2 separate regions of the Homo sapiens genome follow, and region 1 is linked to region 2. Evidence: chromatin contacts called from ENCODE Hi-C data. All regions are on one chromosome and are shown on one strand. The core of a region is the stretch at or near the end of the contact, and the rest is flanking DNA. Distances in the headings are between cores, read along the strand shown.

Region 1 (7,122 bases), core at 2,755-5,254, 7.0 Mb before region 2:
GGAAAAAGATTTTTCTTCTAAGGGCACAGACACAAAAAAACTCATGATAAATAAATCAGAGCCCCCCCACTTCTACTACCTCTCCATCCTCAAATACCAATAAATCAGTATCAAACTGGTCATTTTAGGCTCACCTTCTCTCCTTTCCTTAAGTCCCAGATGAAAACGTGTTCACAAGCTGGTACTGCCACATAACGTCCTTTCTCACCACGAAGTGTCACAAAGACAATATTACCTTTTTGGCTGCCGATAACGCCAAAGACCGCACTAGCAACATAGCGTAGGTACTGCTTGGTGAGCCCCATGTTGTGATGTCTGATACCACAGGTGAAGCAATCTGTGCATATAAACAAAGAAAACTCAGCTCCTTGGGTGCCTTGGTTCTACTAGGTTAGTAAACACCAACTGTTTTTTTGTTTTTGAGACAGAGTCTCACTCTGTTGCCCAGGCTGGAGTGCAGTGGTGGGATCCTGGCTCACAGCTGACTCCACCTCCTAGGTTCAAGCGATTCTCCTGCCTCAGCCTCCCGAGTAGCTGGGACTACAGGCATGTGCCACCATACCCGGCTAATTTTTTTTTTTTTTTTTTTTTTAGTAGAGATGGGGTTTCACCATATTGGCCAGGCTCGTCTCGAAAGCCTCACCTCAAGTGATCCATCCGCCACGGCCTCCCAAAGTGCTGGGATTACAGGTGTTAGCCACTGCGCCAGAACAACACCAACTGTTGATCATGTCATTAAAAGCATGTAACTTGTGACTTCTTAATCTTTATTTACTCTAAATGAATCATTGACCTAAAATACCTGGACATCATTTTTTATTCAGTGTTGACTCAATATAATCCCTCATTCCTCAAGTTCCAAATTAGTCACGTTGTCATGCCCACCTCATGCATATCTGACATTATAGGCTCAATGCAGCTAAACTGATTTACTTCTGCCCATTAAACCAGCATCAAAGCTTTTACACAGAGATTGGCAGTCTGAGACTGAACATATTTTTCAATGAATATCTATTGAAAACCTACCAATTAGACAGGCACCATTCTAGACACTGGAAATACACTATTAACAAGGCAAAATCCCTAACCTCATGGTACTTACCTTCTTGTACAGTGGTTCTCTAACTCTAGTATACATCCAAATCACCTGGAGGGCTTATGAAAACATTGCTAGAAAACACCATCTCATCTCTTCTCCCAGCACCTGTTTCTGATTTCATAAGTCTGAGGTAGGGCCTAGAATTTTTCATTTCTAACAAGTTTCCAAGTGATGCTGCTATTGCAGTTCTTGGACCACACTTTGAGAACTACTAGTACATGAAAGTCTGTCCTTCATTTCAAAATCAGAGCAGCCACTTACCCTTGGCATAGAAAATGGTTGAGCAACTTGGCACACTATTTTTGGAAAGATGCCATAATTTCTGCACTTTTATTAAATTCACTGAAAATCCATAATCCACTGGTTATTTATAAAAGGGACAAGAGGTGAATGAAGGAGATAACAAATCAGTCCCATCTGTTCTTTACATGGAAGAGTAAAAAGTATCCCCAAAAAACACCCATGCAACTTAAAACACACAAAAATAAAGAAGTTACAGTCTTTTATGAGGAGCTGTTTCTTTTTGCTATTGTTTTTTGTTTCTTTGGTTGGTTGGCTTAACTCTACAGGGTCTTTCTAATTATCAAATGCTGTTTTAGTCTAACACAAAAAAAATTCAATCTCAACTCTCTGATAATATTTTCTGGTAATAATCACTTACTGGCCTCATTGCTTCTCTCACAGGAACCAACATAAAGCCAATTTAAAATCAAGGAAAGATAATATTAACATGGTGATAATGCTCTTAGCCTAGGCCATTTGATTAATTCTTTCCCAATTCCTCTTATTCCTCCAGACTCTGTAGTTGTTCCTTATGTTTGTCTGTCTTTGGCCATCTACCACCTCCTTCTACAGTGTTTTCCTTGGAGAATTCATATAGCATGCCTAGGTCCAGGGACTCCCATCTGTCTATTTCCAGTCCTTTCCACCTACATGAATACTAATTATAGAGTTTCCAATATTTACTGAACATCTCCACTTGAATACCTTATAGTTTCACATTTAACATGTCTATAACCAAGCCTACCTTACTTCTGGTACCCCTCTCTTTTCTTCTGACACTAAGACACAATTTTCCCAGCTCTTCAGGCTCAAAACCATTTAATAACCTTTGAATTATTAATAAAAAAATATTATTATAGCAGCCAAGATTTAGAGAGTGCTTACGCTATAGTAACTGATAACATTATGCAATTGTTTAATTACATACAGCAATTAATGAAACCGAGCTAACATATGCAAAGCACTTAGAAAAGCCTCTAGCACATTGTAAATATGAGCATAAAAAAATTATCCATAAGGACCTGGTATGGTGGCTCATGCCTGTAATGCCAGCACTTTGGGAGGCCAAGGCCTAGGAGTCAAGAGTTTCAGACCAACATAGGCAACACAGCAAGAACCTATCTCTACAAAACATTTTTTAAAAAATTAACCAGGCATGGTGACGCACTCGGGGAGGCTGAGGCAGAAAGATCACTTGAGTCCAGAAGTTCGAGGTTGCAGTGAGCTATGATCACGCCACTGCACTCCAGCCTGGGTGACAGTGAGACTCTGTCTCTAAAAATAAATAAACAAATTCTCCACAATAACACCACAAGGGAAGTCACTCTTCCTATCTCTATTTTACAGACAAGGAACTCAGACCCAGAGATGGCAAATTGCTAACTCAAAGTCATTTAGCAGCTAATTGCCAAAGCCAGATCCCAATCCAGCCAGTCTAACTCCAAAATTTCTGCTTTTAACCACTATGCTAAACTGCTTCTCTTTGCCTCTTTCTCTTTAGTCAATTCCACCTGACTGTTACTCTGAAACAGGATCCCTTTCTCTCCAGCACTTTCAGTTCCAGCTCTTTATCACTGGATTACTGCACTGATTTTCCACCTAGCACCTCCGCCTCCATGTTTTTCACTCTTTTCATTTAAACGTCATAATACTACCGACTAATCTTTTCAAATGAGCTTTCCCTATCCTAAAGCCTTGAAAAGGCTAAATCGTTTGCCAGTTTCCAAAAACTCATCCTATCTAACCCCCGTATTTCTCGAATAAACCTTCCTGTCAGGCTGGCTAGTTTCCTTCCTCGTCCCGCGACCTTGTATTCTTCATATTATTCGTTTTACTTAGAATAACATCCATGTTCTCCTCTACTTCTTTTAACTAATATTATCTTCTGAGGCCCACTTCCTTTCGAGTAAGCCCAATTCTAGCAGCCTTTTTTCATCGCCTCGATATTTAAACTACCTCCCATACAACTTGCACTGTTCACTTTGTTCCACGTGCACAGCTTTCGCCTCCTTTCTGACAGTTCACGACCAAACCTTCTTCCGAGACCCCATGATCTCCGCTTCCTAACCTACAGCCCCCAAAACGATGTTTCCAAGATGCACTGAAGGCCTGGACCGTGGCAACAGACCTGCCACACATTCCTAAACGAGTCTTCGGTCAGGGGAGGGTGACGGAGGGTTCCACACACCGAACACACGGTCATATCATCCTCAGGCCAGCCCGTGCACACGCACGGTCAGGCAGCTCTGCTCAGCACCCGCAACCGCGCCGAGTAGCTGAGGGGCTTCCAAGTACTGCTGTGGGGACGCCCGTAGTTACCTGAGTTCCCCCAGCCCTAGCAACCGGCCTTTAACACGCCCGTCTCGGCTGCTGCTGACATCACGAACGCCTCAGCCAGAATCTGCAAAATCGGAGCCGCAGATAATGCTCTCCGCCCCAACCACGCACCTCCAGGACTCACCTCAGCCTCCACGAGGCTCCCAGCCGATTGGACCCGCCCACAAGACCTGCCCCTTCCGGGTCCGTTCCGGAAGCCTCTTCCGCCAGAGGTTCCCTTTGCCTTCTAGGAGGAAATGACGGAGAAAGCCGGGCGCTGATTGGTGAGCTCTGGCCAGGAGCGGAAGCCGGTGTTTCGCAGCCCAGAGCATTTGCAGCTGGTCACTCCAGTCTCCTGGGACTTTGACTCGCCGTACTCGGCGCGCTCCTGCTGAGGGTCGCCGGAGATGTCGCTCGGCCGCCTTCTACCAGGAGCCTGATCCGTGCCGCCCGCCGCCCGGATGGGACCACCAGAGTGCTGTGAGAGGAGGGACTGAGGCCGGGAGGGAAGGCGGGGCGGAGAGGGCCGGGGGCGCGGTCCGAGGCGCTCGGGACTCGGCCCTGGTCAGGATTGCAGGCTGAGGGTTAGTTCTGTCACTTCTCTTGAAGAACGAGCCTGGCGCCACTTCCTCGCATGTTGGTTAGGTTCTTTCCCGAGGCGTTGTCGGGGACGCCGTCTCTACGAGAAGTGAAAGGGTGGGCAGTCGGCGGGCACTAGGAACAGTGGTGCTGTAGCCAAGGAGGCGGGCGCCCTAGGGTGCAGGTGAAATGGGGCAGGCGGGAGCTCTTGCTGGTTGTAGTCCCAAAGACAAGTCCGTGTTGCCGTTCCTGTGGACTGGACATTCTACGGAACCGAGAGCACCTCGGGTGAGGGGTGGGTAGACGCTGAGCCCAGGATGGTGCGTTGTCTAGGTTCCCGCAATCCCTGGAGTGACACTGGCCTGGCTTTGTGTTTCCGCTCTCTGGCCGCTTGAGGGGGAAGTGACCAAGGCTGACTCCTCCTTGTTTGCTCACTGAGACTTAAGTGCTCTTTCACCAAGTGGGAATTAGCTTTTCTCTCTTGCATTTCTGCTACTTTTATTCTTGAGCTGCATAGAAGTGTTTAGAAATGAGTTCTGATGTCTAGAGCTGTGCAAAATTAAAGCTAACATAGCTGTACAAAAGAAGATCCTGCCGGCGCTTCTTGAACAAGGTATCTGCAGCCAGCCTAGAAATTAGACTTTTGTCTACATTATCTGATTTTCTTTAGAGTTTCCTGAGCTTAATGCATGTTCAGCTAATCTTCCATATTCAAGAAAATTGCAATAGCAAAGAATGCGTATGATGAGACTGTGGACAGCTGTAGCAGCATAGGAGTTTTGAAACAAGATTGCTGTGTATTGGATAAATGAGAAGGGAAGAAATTGTGGCCACAAACTATTATTTTAATAAGCTTGGTGGGAAAGGGAGCATTTGAGTGGGTATGTATGGTTAATATCCCTGACAGGTGCTGTGCATTATATTATTATGGGGAGAAGTGTGTGCTTCAATGGAAAACTACATAGTTTAGATTCTATCTTAACACCCCTTGGAATAACTAATTCTAAAAAAGCTATTTTTCAGTTACGTAAACTAGGTAAGTGACATCAATGCTAAATAATTATTGTCAAGACATGCGAATTCTCTCAGAGATTCAGTGGAAGTTTTGCCTCCTTTTGCACATTTATTTCAATATTCCTGCTCTAAGGTGTCTAATTCTGGGATTTTCTTTATCTTCTCTGCCTGGTTCCATTTTGAGTTAAATAAAATCTTGAACACGGGTTTGGTTTTATATTTGAATGAGTCATGATTTTACCTTTTCTTAAAAAACTATCTTAATATTATTAAATATTATGGGATGGGACAACCACAGATGGAAAAAAATGATTTTAATAAGAGTTGGTATCAGAGCAACTGTGAGTGGTAAGGTAATGCATCTTACAAAATTCCTTATACAATGTTTCAAGGATGTAACTCTACTTCCTTATTTAAGTTTCAAAATGCCTAATATATCAATATTTACAATTAAAACATAGTGCAGTTCATTTAATATGAAGGGGTACTACTAATTTACTGTTAGGATATGTTCTTTGGGTGCTTTTGAATTATGATGTTAAATTTGACCCAAGCCATTGACAAGCTTAGGAATGTTCTTGTTATACTGTATTTATTGTTGACATATTTGACTACTTCAGTTAGTCTTCCAATCTGAAAATCTTTTTTAAAAAATGTCTTTCTGATGGCATAAAATGATTCTTAAGTATGGTGTTGGATGGTGGCATAAAATGATTCTTAAGTATGGTATGCACACATATCCTCATGTACTCTGAACTGTTAAATATTGAAATACAAAGTCATAAAGAATGGTAAACCCGGTAATTAATGGCGGTCAAGTGCATGCACCAGCTCTCTTTGTACTGTTGTTATCCAGGCTGGTCTGATCAATGTAAGCATTTTGAAAGACAGGTAAACAGGTTAAAAGTTACCATTTTTCTCTCTTAAATGATATCATTTTCTTTCTATCCAGAAAAAAAGTTTTTTTTGAGATGGTGATCCAAGGTATTATGCCCAATTTTGCCCAGTTTTGAACAATAAAATCTGATCTCTCTAGCCAATCCAATTATTCATATTAAGCAGTATTTAAAGGACTTCTTAAACTAAAAGATGACAGGATTTGAGGAAAAAAAAAACAAGTTACAGTGTAATGAGAGCTGTTTACACTGCACCATTTGAATTATAAAAGATACATAGTGGGTTATCTTTGTCTTTAGGTCCTCTTCACTAAAGTACTGAAGATCATATGGATATGGAAATAGATTTGATTCATTATGGAATCTTCTGTTTGTCCCATGTAGACTTTTTGATCCTTGGAAATTAATGTCTTGCTTCAAGAGCCTTTTTTTTTTTAACTAGGGCTTAGTGTTTGTTTATGAACTTATTAAAAGTACAGAGCTGATCAACTGATTTTCAGTGGACAGTCTTGCTCTCCTTTAATGTTAGCAAAAATTCTGGCTGTGGCTATAGATTACTGGGTGTAGGAGCCTTCTCCTCCTCCCTTTGTCACTTAAGCAATCTGTTTGCATTCTATCACTGAGATTCTAATTCAAATTTATTTACAAATCTACTTGTATGAGCTCATATACAAATATTCTGGGGAGTGAAAGGATCTGTATCTTTCATGTGATTCTCAAAGGGGCCTGTGACCTTGAGAATGTTAAAAACCACTGTTCTCTCAGGGATCAGGTTTTTCTGCCTAGCTTGGGTTTGTGGCTCCATTTACTGTATGTATTACTAAGGTGTATATGTGTTTAGGGGAAGGAGAGATTCAAACCTCTTTTTGGTGAGAAACATCAATTCTGTTTAGAGATGGAGTTGAAAAAGAATTCAACCTCTGTTAAATACTGTGA
Region 2 (6,768 bases), core at 1,179-3,678:
CAACATCTTGATTAGAATCAAGGATTTTGGCTGGGCACAGTAGCTCATGCCTGTAATCCCAGCACGTTTGGAGGCCAAGGCAGACAGATCATTTGCGGTCAGGAGTTAGACACCAGCCTAGCCAACATGGTGAAACCCTGTCTCTATTAAAAATACAAAAAATGAGCCAGGCGTGGTAGTGCGCACCTGTAATCCCAGCTACTCGGGAGACTGAGGCACGAGAATCGCTTGAATCCAGGAGATGGAGATTGCAGTGAGCTGAAATCACGCCACTGTACTCCAGTCTGGGGTGACAGAGTGAGACCCTGTCTAAAAAAGAAAAAGAAAAAAAGAAAAGAAAAAAGAAAAAGAAAAAAAGGAAAAGAATCAAGGATTTTGATCCTTATCATAAGAGCAATGGGGAAACTGATTTTTTTTTTTAATGCAGTGAGATGACACCATCAGATTTGTGTTTCCATATGGTATCTCTGGCTGCAGCATTTACAGGAATACAAGAGTGGATATGAGGCTCACGCCTGTAATCCCATCACTTTGGGAGGCTGAGGCGGGGAGATCAGGAGGTCAGGAGATCGAGTCCATCCTGGCTAACACAGTGAAACCCCATCTCTAATTAAAATACAAAAAATTAGCTGGGTGTGGTGGCGGGCGCCTGTAGTCCCAGCTACTCAGGAGGCTGAGGCAGGAGAATGGCGTGAACCCAGGAGGCGGAGCTTGCAGTGAGCTGAGATTGCCCACTGCACTCCAGCCTGGGTGACAGAGTGAGACTCCCTCTAAAAAAATAAATAAATAAAAAAGGAGTGGATATGAGGGTATCCGTTAAAGCTTTACTAGACCAAGTAAGCTTGCTCTACAGTAGTAGTAATAGAAATATAAAGCAGACTTGTAAGATATTTAGAAGATAAAATCTGCAAAAGTTGGTGAATTGTATATTTTGGAATAAAAAAAGGAAAGTGTTAAGGATGACACTGGGATTTAGGCAACTTTAATGGAAGGAAGTTATTTCTTTCTTTCTTTCTGAGATAGCACTGATAAAAGAAAACGTGTAGTGGGGGGAAGAGAAGCAAGTCATAAGTGTGGTTTTGAACATGTTTCATTTGAAGGGGCTTTTAAAATAGCAAAAAGGATATCTCAACAATTCACTTGAACATCCAGGTATAGATCTCAGAGAAATCAGAACTGGGAACATAAATTTATGAGTCACACGGCAGCATAATGCAGTAGTACATGGTGTGTTTAGCCAGACAACCTGGATTTGGAGCCTGGCTCCATCACTCACAAGCTCTATGACCTCTAAAAATTTGTTCACCCTCTCTGAGCATCAGTTACTTCATCTGCATATAATAATTATTTTATTAGCTGTTAGGAGTAAATTAATTTTGTAAAACACTTAAATCAGTGCCAAGGACATACATGTGTTTGGTGGTAAAATAATGGGTGGAGGTGGTAATTCAATCCAGGAGCATGAATAAAACCACGAATCGAGACAAGACAGTTTGAAAACATAAGAGAATCAGTGATCAAGCTGAAAGGAACTCCCTTGAAAAGGGAGATATCTTCAAAAGAGATTGAGAAGGTGTAGACAAAAAGGTAGGAGCAAAACCAGGAAAGTATATTGCCAATGGCGTCAAGATGAGGGACTAATTAATAGTGCTGCGAGGAAAAATTCTCAAATAGTGTGAGATAAAGAGCATCAACTGCAATGGACAGCTGAATAAATGATTTAATGAATACAATGGATGTTCTGATGCAACTCCCAGATCTCCCTTCAGAAATAAAGGTCTATATGACAATAAGTGATAGTTTCGATGAACGTAGGCTGGAGGAAAGAGTTAAGTAAGTCTAGAGGCAAAGCTTCAGGAAAGAGGAGTAAATGGGAAACCTTCAGAGAAGCAGCAACAATAATCGCTGGCCACAGGCAGGCGTTTTAAGTTTTCTCAGGCCAGAAGTGCATGACTCCAAAAAAGCGCGCCGATGTCTTTTAATGCACTGACGGGAGAGAAAAACGTACGCTAGCGGCGAGCACAGAAGCAGAAAATTTATGATTGACCCCGGAAACATTTTATTTTGCGTAGGTGTCGGGAGAGCTTTCTTTTGCGATTTGTTCCTTGATCCGGAAGAAAAGATAGCAAATATCACTTGCCATTGGATTGCATCATAAGGGTTGGGCTTTAGCGAGCCAGTCACCTTGGCAACCGGACGTGACGACCCCGGAAGACGCCCGACCGAGCTTTGCTCCAGCTATCGGCTTCAGTGGGCGGGGCGGCAGAGCCAGACTGACGCAGTCTTCAGCACTGACCAGGCTCTGTTGGGGGTGGTGCCACCAAGGCCACGCCCCCTGCGCCTGCTCCGGCGGAGTCTGGAGAGTTGTCGTAGGCTCTGAGGGCGGAGACTCACGCCGATTCTCTCTCAGCGTAGGGCTGTGAGGGCGCAGTCCACCGCCAGGAGCCTTCCGGTTTCTGCGCGGTGCGCGACCTCGTCCCGAAGCCTGGGGATACACCCTCTCGAGAGCCCGCTGTCGCCCTCCGTTAAGGTCGAACCCCTCACAGTTGCTGTGGGCAACTCCAGCCCAACATTCCCTCGCTCTGGTTCTCGCCCCATTGGGAAACTCGGCCCCACGCTTCCCACTTTTCTGGATGAGGTGTCCCCTTTCTCCCCACTAAAATGTCAAATAACCTACGGAGGGTCTTCCTGAAACCCGCAGAGGAAAATTCAGGCAACGCCTCGCGTTGGTAAGTACCGGTTTCGAATCCTCCCCACGGCTGCCCCTCTGTCCGTCTTAGGGATGTGGAGTCGGCCGTCGTTTCCGGACGCTGTGTAGTTGAGAGGAGTTGGAGCCCGCAGAGTGCGCCACCCAGGCGGGAAGCGCTTGTCTCCGCGGCGCTTAAAGCCCATAGAGCGCTTTCCTCTGGGAAATGTAAAACCTCTTTAGAGCCTGACACAGCGGCTCCGCGGGACCCCAGCGTCTCAAGTTTAATAGGCGGACCGAGTAGATCTCCACGGGAGATGAAAACCAAGATGGCCGACGCTCTTATGTGACTCAAACCTTCTGGAAGATTCTCACGCACACGCAGAAACGCAGCAGTCAGCACGGATTAGCAAGTGCAGCCCTGGTGGCGCTGGACCTTCAGTGAAAATAGATTTTAATAGTGAGACAGAAAGGGTGTGTGATTGAAGAAAAAGGGCTTTAGAATGAGGAGATCGAATATTTAAAATTTCAAGTAATAGTTTTATGTGAAGAGAGAGAAGTAAGACTGGAGAAATCCTCGTGTAAAGTCAGTCCTTTTGAACAGCCTTTTTGAAGTAGGGTGTAATGAAGTGCCATTTCATTGGCTATTTATATTTGGCATGAGGAGAGTCCAGTATTTCTAAGGAAGATATTCTTGTAAAGTTAGAAAATAGATGATCAGTAACTTAGTTTTTGGGTTTTTTTTTTTAAATTGTATTACAAGGAAATGAATTGGAAACAATGTTAGCTAAAGCAGAATATTTTCACTTGTACTCTCACATGGTTAGTAGATTAAGTGATGAGGAAAAAATAGGGTCTGCAGACTCTAATAAGAAAATGAAGAACTAAGATGCAAAACTCATGGAAGAGGATTTTCGTTTGAAGAAAATCAAGCTACCTGGGGTTAATCTCAACTTTGCTAGTTAGCATTTGTGAGGCCAGGTACCTGTTTCCAGTCTGTAAATAATAGCACTTAGAAATATTTTAAAGATTAGGAGAATGAAATAATGTAAAATACGTCGTGTAGGAAAATAGTAAAGCACAATTTAAATGTTAACTATTACTATTATAAGCATACAACTTTAATTCTGTACAGATTTTAGCCCAGCAGGTAGTTTTCTTTAATTGCAAGTAGAAAACTCCATTGCAATAAAGACCGTAAGTAATGGTGAGTCCTTAAAAGCAATATTATAAAAGGAAATGGTCACTAATAGTAATGAGCCAAAATTCTGTTGAACTGTCAAGATAGAACCATTGTATTTCAAATCATAAAAAGAGCCATTTTTTGGTGTACTTGTGTGTTTTTTTCTTTTTTCTTTTTTTTAATTTTGTGGTGGAAGTTTGGGGGAAGGGGCAGAGAGTGCCCTGTGTACATATGAGAAAGTAGAATTACTTTTTAAATGATTAATTTCTGCAGCCTTATTTTAGTACCTGAATACTTACTGACTTCTGACTTAGCTTAATTTATAGAAAATTTGTTTTAGGATTGCATTTTTAAATACAAAAAGTAAGATAAACAACTTTACTTTGTGTGTGTGTGTGTGTGTGTGTGTGTGTGTGTGTACCCTTAACTCTGTTATCCAGTTTCTAATCCTTTTGGGGATTTGGAGATTTTTAAATTACAAATTACATTCATAAGTCATTTTGAGTTCATTAACTCATTGATTTATGCATTGTTTTTATTATTTTTGAATGTATTTATTTAAATCATTGAGGTTTTACATCATATATTTGGGACATTTACCAGATGACTTTCTGAAGCTTCGACATTTACTTTGGTTAATGGTTGCGTATTTGATTCCATTCTGTTCTGTAAGTAATAAAACATCCAAATATAATTTTGTAAATAATATTAACGGCCCTTGTAGTTTATTGGAAACTTAGTTTTCTTATTTTTCTGGTAACATGTTTGATGGTACTAAATCATTTATTTTTATAACTTAAATGACTATGATTTTCTTATTGTTTGTAGCTTAAATATTTCCTGTTACTGCTTATTTAAAATTTTTCAGTAGCATAATACAGAATTGTATATTGTTGTATATTGTTTGAAGTATCTCTTAATTCATCAGAACATCACATGTAAAACCCAAATTTAATCTTAGAGTACAAAGGAAAAATCTGGAAGATATTTGTGATGGTATGCATTTAATTTATATTGATTTGGGTTTTATTGTCGAAGAATAAAGCAGGAGTCAGAACGCTATAGTGGAAAGAACCTTTTAAGTCATAGAGACTTGGGTTCATATCCTAGCTTACCACTTACTATCAATACAGTTTAAACATTTGATGAAAAAACATTCATTTAGTGCCTACTATCTATGTGATAGACTGTGCTAAATGGGAAGACTGATTAATAATAGGATATGGGCTGTTGCCAGGGAAAACCTTACAGTCATGGTGGAGGAGGAGGAAAGTAGAGTTGATGTAGTAAAGGAAGAGAGTAGAGAAAGGGAGTTGGAAGAAAGATTCCAAGAACAGCTGAGTTGGGAAACATAAGTATCAGCTATCCAGTTAAAGATAAAAGCAGGATATGCTTATGCAGAGAACTGGTAAATAAAGGACGTGTATGGTTTATGATTGATACTTGTTGCTTGATTCTGTACAAGTAGGATAGATAGATAGCTCTTAAGGGTTCTGTTTGCCCTGCTAAGGAGATTAGACTTCATCTATTGGAAATAGGTCAGAGTATTTTAAGAAAAAGACTGACACAGGTGTACATTTTAGATAACGTTGGCAGTCTGGATTTGAGGGTGAGTGATCTACATATAAGGATCCTATTTCAGTTGTCTTTTCAGAAATTCTGAGGGCCTGAACTAGCTGGTACAGTACAGTAGGGGTTGGATTCAAAGAAATATAGAAGGGAAAATAGACCGACTTCGTTAATGAATTGGCAGGAAGAAAGGGGGATCAATTATGATGCCAGTTTTCTGGGTGGATATTGGTAAATTAACTGAGATGAGGAACACATCAAGAAAGCAGTCAGATATTTGAATATGAAACTCAGGCTGAGTCAGAGCTGAGACTAGAGATTTGGGAAGCATCACCTTAGAGGTACTATAATGAAAGCCTGTGATTATATATCCTACAATAATAAGAATTAAGACATCATGTGATTGGCCATTGGCAGCTATCTTCCCATAACCATTTGTATTCAAATGGGGAGCTAAACTTAAGTGTTCTCAGCAGGGGGTTTGGTTTGACTGGAATGATGATGCTTCATTGTCAGTTCAGTATGCATTTTGTTGTGTACAGTGTTTTATTTTGTGATTTGAGTGTGTCTGTGTGTGTGTGAGGGAGAGACAGACACACATACTATAGAGTCTAAATGAAATCTGTCATTAATCTCTTAGTTTATACATTTGAATTTTTTGGACCCTGTTATAATGGGGTTATGCTAAAGTAAATATAGAAAGTAGATAAGCTTTCTCAAGGGGAGTGTGTAATTCTAAGTAAGTTATTAAATGTTTCCAAATCTCCATTTTCTCAAGTATAAAATGGGAATGGCAGTTCATAACTTTCTTGACTGTTTATTAGGATTAGAGTTAGTAACAACTGGTATATCTATCATGTACGCAATACATGGTACATATTATTGGATAGATAACTATGTTATGTACTTAGATATATTATGTTCTATATGTATATAATGTTATGTCATAGATAGTAAGAAAAGGATTTCCTAGCAGTTGAAAAAAATATATTTTGCAAAAATATCTATAAAATGTTCATCAGCCTTCAACATTTTTATTAGTCTATTTCTAATATATGAATGCCTCATATCAATATTAGAATAGTAAAAAATGTCAGAAGTTATATAACATTACCAATATGTTTAATGTGCCTTTTTATTAAATTTCTCATTCTTTTTTTTTTTTTTTTTTTTTTGAGATGGAGTCTCGCTCTGTCGCCAGGTGGAGTGCAGTGGCTCGCTGCAACCTCGACCTCCTGGGTTCAAGTGATTCTCCTGCCTCAGCCTCCCAAGTAGCTGGGACTACAGGCGTGTGCCACCACGCCCGGCTAATTTTTGTATTTTTAGTAGA

What was found. Hi-C counts contacts between places; a loop is a spot of excess contacts on that map. Pooled maps may share reads with other maps.
Region 1: a loop to region 2 is called in a pooled map, with 8 times the contacts of the local background. The contact joins the promoter of GDAP2 here to the promoter of LRIF1 in region 2. A Hi-C loop is called at or near these places in 6 of 50 pooled maps.

What each region holds. Positions count from the first base shown.
Region 1 is chr1:117,926,503-117,933,624 of GRCh38, reverse strand. GDAP2 (ganglioside induced differentiation associated protein 2) reads left to right here and starts at 4,004. Exons shown (of 14, transcript NM_017686.4): 1 at 4,004-4,177. It overlaps WDR3 (WD repeat domain 3), which reads right to left and starts at 3,886. Exons shown (of 27, transcript NM_006784.3): 1 at 3,843-3,886; 2 at 135-337. The coding sequence starts at 305. RefSeq lists enhancers at 3,734-3,903, 3,785-4,079.
Region 2 is chr1:110,959,582-110,966,349 of GRCh38, reverse strand. It overlaps LRIF1 (ligand dependent nuclear receptor interacting factor 1), which reads left to right and starts at 2,428. Exons shown (of 4, transcript NM_018372.4): 1 at 2,428-2,729. The coding sequence starts at 2,662. RefSeq lists enhancers at 2,560-2,769, 2,304-2,840.